Regions from separate parts of the Homo sapiens genome. Here region 1 is linked to region 2. A link is an interaction called in ENCODE POLR2A ChIA-PET data of the cell type or tissue named here. Cell type or tissue: MCF 10A. All regions are shown on one strand. Each heading gives the region's core, and the rest is flanking DNA. Links, peaks and the distances in the headings are about the cores only.

Region 1 (5,387 bases), core at 258-5,257, 86 kb after region 2:
GTCATATAAAAAGGCCAACTGCCTTGAGACCGCCATGCTGCCAGGAAGCCAAGTAGCCAATGGAGAGAGACAACATGGAGAGGCCTTGAGACTCCACAAAGAGGGATGCTTACCTATGCTGCAGCCTCTCTACCTACCAGCTGCTCTGGCCTGGCCCTGTTCCAGCTTCACCCACGGTCAGACTGTAACCAAAGGAAGAGACCCTGAGCCAGAGCCCCCAAGCCAAGCCTTTCCTGAATTCCTAACTCACAGACGCTTTAAGGGATAATAAAATGATTGTTGTTTTAAGTGACTGCATATTGGGGAGTTTTGTTACACAGCAGTAGATAAGAAGAATATGACAGCTCCACCAGGAGATCTTAAATGAGGTATGAGGCCCATTCACATGAAATAACCTCCCAGACAGTCCAGCATTTCATTTTTCACACATTCCTTGAGCATCTATTGTGTACCAGGCACTCTACCAGGTGCTGGGGGAAGTAGGTGACTAAGATAGTTTCTGACCTTGAAGGTTCATAATCAGAAAGAAAAGCAGACAAACAAATGGCCACAGTATAATATGTTTAGTCAAAGTGTCATGAGACCAGAGAAAAGGGACAAATATTCCTGGGGGATTTGCTTGAGCTAAGAGTTGAAGGATGAATCAGAGTTTCCCATCGGGATAGGGGTGAGAGCACATGCTGTGTTTGGGGAACCTGGAATAGCTCTTCATGGCTGGAAACACAGGATTTATTTGCATAGTGTGCTTTTGTGGGTAGGAGTGGGTCAGGCATGGACTAGGAAGTAAAAGTGAAAAAGGCTCAACAGGGAGACTGAGGTCAAGTTTCCAGAGTGGAATCTGGGGTCACAAGTGGTATGTCATATCTGTTAGCCTGCATCTGATTGTCCTTCCAGAAACTTCCTAAGAAGATGATGTTTAAATGTTAGTCACTAAAAGGTGCCCTCAGGAATTTGGACTCAAAATATACATCCACTGCATGTAGCTTGATCTCCTGGAAGAATAAACTTTGTAAATGACCAGAGGTTAGGGTTTGAAAACTCTAAGAAAATCTGCCAAAGTATTGGCCAAGGGGTTTATGAGGTTTCTATTTCCATGGTTTGCCTTTTCCATGGAACCAAGTTTATGGAGGGTGGAGGTGGAGTGTGTGGAATGAAAGCATGCATCTTCAAAAGTAAACAGAGCTTTAGTGAAAGGAAATTGAATAAACTCTGTGAAGGCAACAACTGTGGACTGACATAGAAAAAAACGGAGTGAGGGAGAGTGAACTCAGGACTGTAGGAAAGTAAGTTACAGGAAGGGCTTGGCAGATGGGTCAGGGAACCTGGTGATTTGGACTTGGCAACTCGGCCTCAGTCAGACTCTTGCTGGGGCCAGTGCAGTCCCATCTTGTGTTTAACCTACTTTGAGTTTGTTTCTGTCCCCTGCCCACAGGAGAGTCCTGACCAATTCTCCAGGCTTATATATACTTCTTCATTTGATTGCCTTCAAAATGGTGGGGCTCAAGAAGACCAAATCATCTGCCCAAAGCCATACAACTGGTGAGTGGCAGAGCCATTTGACCTGGATATTCTGGTTCCAAACTTTGTTCTTTCCAGAAACCAGAGCCACACTGCATGCTTACTGCCCCCTTCTTACCCATCTTTCTGACAATCTGACTCTTTCTTCTCTCACCGTCTCTGCCAGGGAGAGATGGCCCATGCCCAGGAAGCTGCCCTGGACTCCCACAGACCCTGGACAATGGGCAGGAATGTTACTGTACAAGGTGATGTCTCCTCTAATTTTATTTCTCCAACTTAGACATAGGTAGAGAGGAAATAGCTCTCAGGGGCCATTCAAGGCAAGGCAAAGAAGGTAATATTGCTATAATCAAAGATTAGGTAACCAAGGCTCAGATAAGTTGTCCTTGGGCCAAGCTTTCAGAGCCAAGAAGTGGACAAAGTAGAATTTAAGACCCAGTCTCTCTGACTTCAAAATCCGTGATCTCCATGTTCAGAACTTTTGATGCATTATTATCATGACTGATGATAAAAACAATACAATTAGCTAATACTTGCATGGTACTTGCTATGTGCCAGGCACTGTCCTTATGCTTACAGTAATTATCTAATTTAATCTTCATGATGATCCTATGCTATATTTTGTAGGCAGAAAATGCAAAGCAAAAGTGATTAGAAATGAATCTTCAGGGTAGGTGATCTTTTACCTTTGCTTTTCCCCCTTCCTCTCTAGCTTGGCACCTTTTTTGCATCCTGTTTGTACTTGGTGGTCTGGGTAAAAAGTTGGGCCTTGGTGAATCTAGATAACCCCAGATAAAGATCTGTAATTTGCTTTCTCGCACCCTTCTGGGTTCAGTGGCTTCCATTCACACCCTCCTTATTTCTTAGAGTTCCCGGCCAGGGGACCTTTTCCATTTGAGTCTCATTTCCTTACCTGCCTTCCCACCTCCTCCTGGCCAAGACCAATCTGTCTTTTTGACAACTGGACACCTGCTGCCAAGAGCAATAATCCCCATGTGTACAGGGTGTTACCAAAGGGAACAGGGTGGGGAGAGAGAAGGGAAGGGCTTCCTGCCAGCAGCCCAGTGGGCAAGGGAAGAGAAGTTGGAAGGTTTATTGGGCCTGGAGGATCTATCCAGGGGAGGCAGGAGGGGCCAGGAGCAGCTAAGGAATAACAGAGGGTGGGAGAAGCAAGGAAGCAGCAGGAAACAGAAGGGCAGTTTACAACCGGAAAGGGAGGGAGGGAGGGAGTGATTGGAAGGGAGTGGTGCTAGCAGAGGAGGAAGAGGTGGGGGATGTTAGTTACATTTGTACAGAATTTCATTGCTTACACAGCTATTTTGACCTCCATTATTATACCAGGGAGCCTTCATGAGCCTGCCCATTTTGCTGAAAAGTAAGTTGAGGCTGAAATCATAAGTGGGTCATTGAAAGCTTGCTGGGCACCAACTACATGCCAGGTAAGGTCCCAGCTGCTTTTCTAATGCTTCACTGGCAATCCTCAAAAGCCAGCTGCAGGAGGAAGGTAGAAGTAGCTTCTCCTTTATAGCTGAGGAACAGGCTCTGGTTAATTCCCACATTTTAGAAATACGCACTGAGCAAGCACTGCTTCCCAGGGACCATATAAAGGCTGGAAGGGCATTCAGTGCCAACACTTCCCCTGGGCCAGGGTTGTCCCCAGGTCTTTGCACACATGTTTTTCTTATGTTTTCATAACCACGAGATAAACATGCTATTATTATCAACCACTTTTTACAGATGAAGAACTGAGTCATAGAGAGGCAAAATGGCAAGGGGGTAAGTTGTGAGTAGATTTGAACCGAGGCAGTCTGGTTCTAGAACATAAGGGTTTATCTATTAAGATTTACAGCAGTGAGCAAAGGAAATCTAGCTTTGTTCTTAAATTTCAGTGATCAACTCCAAGTATCATGTACTTTCCACTAAGCCAGATTGCCTTTCAGGCTTAGTGGGAGGGGTCATGTGCATGTCTCACACATAGCAAAAAGGGGGTGATTGTACAACACATGATATGCTGAGCTGAACACGTGGCCCCTTTCCTAAGTGCCAGGACATAGCCAGGCAATAGTACCCCACATCAGGATCCTAACAAATAAACATGTCAAGGAAGATATTATGGCCTCTCATTTCTTGCAAACTAACTAGGTCTTAAGCACTTGTGTCACCTAATGGCTCTGGGATAATCTCTATACATGGGGAAGTAGGATTTTGAAGTGGTCTAAATGCCAGGCTCAGATGACAAATGTGGCTTCACATTTTGGTTTTGACACTTGCTGCATTGGAACCTCCAGCTCATTGCCTGACCTTAGTCAGCTTTAATTTTCTACTATAAAATGGAAGAAATGTAGTACTGATTTTTTTAGGGTTGTTATCAGGATTAATGAGATCATGCTGCTGAAGGCTTGCGCCTTGTAGTTGGATGAGTGGTTAAATGTGAAGCAACATTAATATTAGGGTAAAGAACTTAAGTGCTGAACCATACTCTCTCTCTTTAAGCCCAGGCTTTGATACTTATTATTTGAGCGACTTCAGCAAGTTAGCCAAGGTCCCTGGACCTTAGTTCCCTTGTTTGTAAAATGGAAATACCAGCAACTACCACATAGGACTGCTGGGAAGACTGGGTGAGCTGATGCAGGGGAGACTCCCAATAGCCATTGAGATTACAAAGGAGGTGACCACTAGGAAGGAGGGTGGCTTCTCTCAACTCTGACTCTCTTGTCCTTTGCAATTTTCCATTCAGGCTGGAACCTTAGTAAGTCACCATCACTCAGCAAATATAGCCACTCATGGAATTTTGAAGATTTCACTAGTGTGGAGTTTTAAGAGGCTGTGATGGTTAATACTGAGTGTCAACTTGATTGGATTAAACGATGCAAAGTATTGATCCTGGGTGTGTCTCTGAGGGTGTTCCCAAAGATTAACATTTGAGTCAGTGGGCTGCGAAAGGCAGATGTGCCCTTAATCTGGTGGGCCCCATCTAATCAGCTTCCAGGGAGTACAAAACAGGCAGAAAACGTGAAAAAGTGACACCAGCCTAGCCTCCTAGCCTACATCTTTCTCCCATGCTGGATGCTTCCTGCCCTTAAACATCGCACTCCAGGTTCTTCAGTTTTGAGACTTGGACTGGCTCTCCTTGCTTCTCAAGCTTGCAGACAGCCTATTGTGGGAACTTGTGATTGTGTAAGTTAATACTTAATAAACTAATAGGGTATATATGTATATATATGTGTATGTGTGTGTGTGTGTGTGTATATATATAATATTATTTATATATAATATATATATTATATATATATATATAATATATATTATATGTTATATATTATATATAATATAATGTATATTATATAACATATTATATATTAATATATTATATATAATATATTAATATATAATATAATAATTAATATATATATATAATATAATATAATAATATATATATAATATAATATATTATATATATATCTCTCTCCTATTAGTTCTACCCTCCTAGGGAACCCTTACTAAAACAGATTTTGGTACCAGGAGTGGTTCTAGAGGAACAGAATATTAAGGATGGCATTCTCTCATTGGTTTTGGGGTTTCTGGAGTTGGCTTCTTAATACGATTAGACCCAAAAATGCTACGGACTTGACTTCTAATAGTATGGAGAACACTGATAGTCATTGACATGAACTGTTTAGAGAGTTATGCAAATAAATGCATTTAATGCTCATGAGAGGCATAGAGTTTACTGACTCTATACATAATATCTTTGACCATATGTGGAGAACCAAGGAACATAATGAAGCTGGTTGGTTACTCCTAAGTTCAGTGGACAAAGTGATAAAAGAAAATGATGAACTCAGGGATTCTGTCTCCCACCTTCAGAA
Region 2 (5,387 bases), core at 95-5,094:
GGTCTAAAACACTGTGTGACGAACATATGTTCTTATGTGTTCGTGTAATGATTTTCATAGAATACATTCTGAAATGGGGAATTTCAGTGTCAAAAAATACATTAAAAGTTTTGACACTTAATATCTGCCCTTCAGAAAGTGCTTACTGATGCATGCTCTTTCCAGAGCTCATGAGACTACCCCTTTCCCAACACCTTGTCCAAAATTAAGTTTTGTCAGTCTTGCTAATCTTTCATAGTCTGATGGGTATGTGCAACCACCTATTATTTTTTAAAATCTGTATCTCTTTTTTATTGTTCATTTGAATATCTTTATGTTTATTTGCCATTTGTTTTTCCTCTTTGAATTGCCTATTTTTATCTTTGTCATACTTTTTCTGTTACTATGCTCAATTTTTCCTATTGATTTCTGAGAGCTCTTTATGTAATCTTATTTATTTACTCATTTTTTTTTTTTGAGAGGGAGTTTTGCTCTTGTTGCCCAGGCTGGAGTGCAGTGGCATGATCTCAGCTCACTGTAACCTCTGCCTCTGCGTACAAGCGATTCTCCTGCCTGAGTAGCTAGGATTACCGGTGCCTGCCACCATGCCTGGTTAATTTTTGTATTTTTCGTAGAGATCGGGTTCCAACATGTTGGTCAGGCTGATCTCGAACTCCTGACCTCAGGTGATCCGCCCACCTCGGCCTCCCAAAGTGCCGGGATTACAGGCATGAGCCACTGCGCCCAGCCTTTGTAATCTTATTTAACAATTTCTTGAATTCTGAGCAATAAAATGTATGTCTTATTTGTTATTGAAAGAGAATTTGAAGTGTGGTTGATAGTATTAAAGCTCATAAAACAGGATCATTTTAACAAAGAGATGTTCGAAATTACTTAAGAGAGATATACCTAAGTTCTTCATTTCAAGAACCTGCGACAATTAGGTTTTTAGTTTTAAGTCTACATTTCCTGGAAACCAAGGAAAAGAAGGACATTGATGGTTTTACATTTTTCATAGTTTAATGAAAGCAAAGATGGAAGGATTTTTTTTTCCTGACCCTAATTCCTAGAAAGAATCTTCCTGAAGAAGTCTATGTTAAGAGAAGACAAGCCTGCCTCCTGCTAGTTTGCTATTCTGCAAAGTGCTCTACATATGAAGGAGGAAATGACGGACCCATCACTGTCCTGGGGCATAACTTTATGGCATGTCCTCCAACTAGGACACAATGACAGTGGTGGCCCCTGGAACACATACATGAATGAAAGAAGACCCATGAGAGGAGCGTTTCCCTTTTTCTTAGGTTGTGACTGTGGGATCGTGTTTTAGAGCTGAGAATCAGGAGACCGGGGGACAGCCTCCAATTTGCCACATATGACTTTGAGACCTGGGGCAGCTCACAACCTCTCTTGGCAGAGTCAGCCAAGTTATCTGGCCATTTAACCAAGGGCCTACCCTGCTAAAAGAGACCAAATTTAACTTGAACTTTCATCCTTGTTTTCAGTTGGTTCCCAAAGTTTCAGCCTCTCTCCACCTTCTGTCGGTGAGCTCCTCCATAGTTTAATCACAGGGTGCCTTGTATTTCTTTGCATCTGCAGCAGTCCTCTGCCTCTATACCTCCCAGTCCCTTGAACCCTGCCCTCTAGGAACATCTACAAAATCTGACTTCCCTTTATATTCAATTACTATTTTGAGCTCCACAACCATCCACTTCCTGCCCCGGAAGACGTGCTTCTTTGTAGCCCTCTTAAGTGAAGTTTCTTTATTCTTAAATCTCTCACATACTGCCAGGTCTGGAGGTGGGCTGGTAAAAATCTTGACCCTTTAAGTTACATTCCTCCTAAGTAAATCAGCTTCCTCTTCATTTTTGCCAGCTACTGGTCTCTTGGACATTCCCTAAACACATTGACACCTTGTTTACTGCTCTTTCCTTCTCAAGTCCTGACTTGCCTGGAATTATTTCAGTTCTTTGATCATCTAACTTCCACTGACTTTCTTTTCCACTCCACCTGTGCTGTGAAATCCCGGGTTCACAGTCATGATCTAGTTATTGCTTGAATCTTCTCTAATTTATGGGCTAATGATTCATAGTCCTTCTCTCTTACAGCAGCCTCCTATCCTTCTAACTTTATTACACAACAACTCCCTTCCTATCCTTCATGTTCCTGGTCTTCATTGATATTTACAGTCCACTGAATCCTTTATGTTCTCCCAATTCACCTCCACCATTTTTAAATTTCTCTCCAGTTGCAGAAATTGTAATTTGCCTACCCAACATTTATGATTGCCCTCTTCCTGTGATTATAAACTCCAGATTTTATTCTGGGAGGCAACGTGCTTAGTTAAAAAGCTAAACTCCCCAGCCTCTTTGTATGTAGGGGTAGCCAAAAATGTAACAGGAAGTTGTTGGGTAGGGTTTGCAGGAGATCAGCCCTTTAAAAGTTTGTCAGACAGCAGGCATGTGCCCTTTACAGCCTTTCTCCTGTTTTTACTACTTCTTGCCTGCAACGTGGATGTGCTGGCTGGAGTTCCAGCAGCCATCTTGGGTGGCAAATTGACTTTATGACTGGAAACTGTACACAAGGAACAGTGAAAGAGAAAGATGAACCTGGGTTCTTGGTGACAAACTCATCTTGCATTGTCTACTTCCAGCTTCTTTCATGTAAGACAGAAACCAAGGTAAAGAAGGACATTGATGGTTTTACATTTTTCATAGTTGTTTAGCCCCCTTTTACTTCTGGCTTCTTTTACATACACCCAATGGTCATTCCTCACTGATAGACAACTCGAGCCAGTGTACGCACCTCAGTGCATGATTTCCATAACTCTTTGCCCCTCTACTTTTCATCTCACCTAGACCCTGGATGAATCCAAACATTTGATTTCAAATTCAAGTGACTGTGTGTACTGCTAGGAAACAAAACAAAACAAAACAAAACAAAACAAAAAACAGTGATGCAATAAGGCAGAGGAACATCATTGTGAATTCATACTTAACAACTGCATAGGGATCCTTCCATTTTTTACAGTGACTGTTGCAAACCTTCAGCTCTCTCTTCACACTTGCATGAGGAGGTGATCCCTCTCATCTCAGGCCATGCTTCCTTCCTACATTCTGTGTCCTGGCCCTTCCTCCATCCTCAGGAGCCATATGTGTTGATCTCCTATGGGTTCACCTTCTCTGCCTCTACTGAATCCTTCCCACTGTCATTTAAATATACCGAGATCTCTATCATTTGAACAACCACCATAAAAACAAAAACAAAACAAAATATTTTTCTTTGGCCCAACGGCCCCTCTGGTTACCACTGTAGCACCTGATGTATCACAGCTGCATAAATGTATATAAAAAAGGGAAACTCAACTCTTACTTTACACCATACACAAACCTTAAAAATAAAGGCTAAAACTATGACGCTATAAGAAAATATAGGAGAATATCTTGGCCTCCTTGCGGACACAGAAAAAAATAACTCTAAAGCAAAAATAAACAATTGAATTGAATTTTATTATTTTTTAAAGCCTGCTTATTAAAAGACATCATTATAAAAATTGAATAGGTAAAGTTCAGACTGTAATAAAATATTCTCCATACATATCTCTGACAAGGAGATATGCCCATATCTTGTGCCCATATTTAAAGGACTGTTACAACTCCATTGGACAGTGAACCTCATTAAAAATAGCAAAAGAATTGAATAGGTACTTTCTAAAAAAGACGTTCATATCACCAATAGACATAGAAAAGAAAGTTCAACATTATTAACTTCCAGGCAAATGGACAGCTGGCATCAACAAGCCAGCCTCCCTTCCCTGCACACAAAGGGTCAACAGCACTGAATACAAATGAGATGTGGAACAACTAGAACTCTTATAAATTGTTGGTGAAAGTTTAAAAAGGTACCACCACTTTGGAAACCTGTATGGAAGTTTCTTATAAAATTAAACATGCCTTTACTTATTACCCAGAAAGTCCATCCTAGAGACATTAAAACATATGTACTCAAAAAGACTCACGCAAGCATATTTCATAGCAGATTTATTCATAATTGTTAAAATAGGGAAATGATCCATATGTCTTTCCATCAATAGGATAATATTTAAACGACCTAAGATAGCCATACAATGGAATACTACTTAGCAATAATAAGGAATTAACTACTAATAGATACAACAGCATAGATAAATCATGAAAGCATTACACTGAGTGAAAGAAGCGGGACACAAGAAAGAACATGTGTGATTCCATTTATATGAAGTTCTAGAATAGGCAAACACTAATCTACAACAACAGAAATCAGAACAACAGTAGTTGACCCTGGATGGGGGCCTGAGATTGGCTGGTAAGGGGTGGAGGAAACTTTCTTGGGTGATGGAACTGCTCTATCTTGACAGAGGGTGTATTAGTCCATTTTCACACTGTTGTAAAGAAATACATGAGACTGGGTAATTTATAAAGGAAAGAGGTTTAATTGACTCACAGTTCTGCATGGCTGGGGAGGCCTCAGGAAACTTACAATCAAGGTGGAAAGGAAAGCAGGCACGTCAAACATGTTGGCAGGTGAGAGAAGAGCAGGGGAAACTGCCACTTATAAAACCATCAGATCTCATGAGAATTCACTCACTATCACGAGAACAGCATGGGAGGAAACCGCCTCCATGATCCAATCACCTCCCACCAGGTTCCTCCCTTGACATATGGGGATTACAGTTTGTGATGAGATTTGGGTTGGGACACAGAGCCAAACCATATCAGAGAGTGTGGGTCATGTAAGTATATGTTTTTGTCAAAATTTGTCATAATGAATTCTTAAAATCTGTGTATTTCACTGTGTATACATTTTACCTAAAAATCAATATATTTGTATACCCACAAAATAGAGATAAAAGTATAATAAACATGGTATACTTGCTGCTCAGCCTGAGCGATTATTAAAGCATGACAAATTTTGTTCCATCTATACTCTTACCCACTGTCTGGATTATCTTGAAGCAAACATTTCCAAATATATCTCCAAAAGGTAAGGATCTGAGAGTTTTCTTTGGTTACTGCCTGAACATTTTTTCTGTCTACCACTCTCTTGACCAACTCCATCCCTACTGTCAGAAGCACCATCAACTCTGACCTCCTTACTGGACTCTGCCTTCCTCCTGTGCACCTTTCCTATTCATCCTACATATGACAGCCTCAGGATTTCAGAAATCCAATGTGATTATGTTACTCCCTCCTGGATCCTCCTTAAAATTCTCCAGGGACTTCCTAATCCTCTAAAAATAAATACCAAAATATTTAAATGGCTGTATTAGTTTTTATCACTGCACAACAAATTACTGCAAACTTAGGGACTTAAAACAACATCTATTAGTTATCTCGAGTTTCTTCTGGGTTAAATGTCTGGGCTTGGGGTAG

Evidence for each region. Peaks named below come from ENCODE experiments on the same cell type or tissue, not always from the same donor. Only the 100,000 strongest peaks of a DNase experiment are listed, where the experiment ranks them.
Region 1: POLR2A ChIA-PET joins it to region 2 with 10 read pairs; 3 of 35 experiments call an interaction of 5 or more read pairs at or near these places.

What each region holds. Positions count from the first base shown.
Region 1 is chr12:105,674,358-105,679,744 of GRCh38, forward strand. No RefSeq gene overlaps it. Among named protein-coding and RNA genes, the nearest start is that of CASC18, 27 kb to the right of the region's middle. In MCF 10A, for the core only: no CTCF peak of the experiment used is centred there; a DNase peak (open chromatin) is centred at 2,514.
Region 2 is chr12:105,588,738-105,594,124 of GRCh38, forward strand. No RefSeq gene overlaps it. Among named protein-coding and RNA genes, the nearest start is that of CASC18, 110 kb to the right of the region's middle. In MCF 10A, for the core only: no CTCF peak of the experiment used is centred there; no DNase peak of the experiment used is centred there.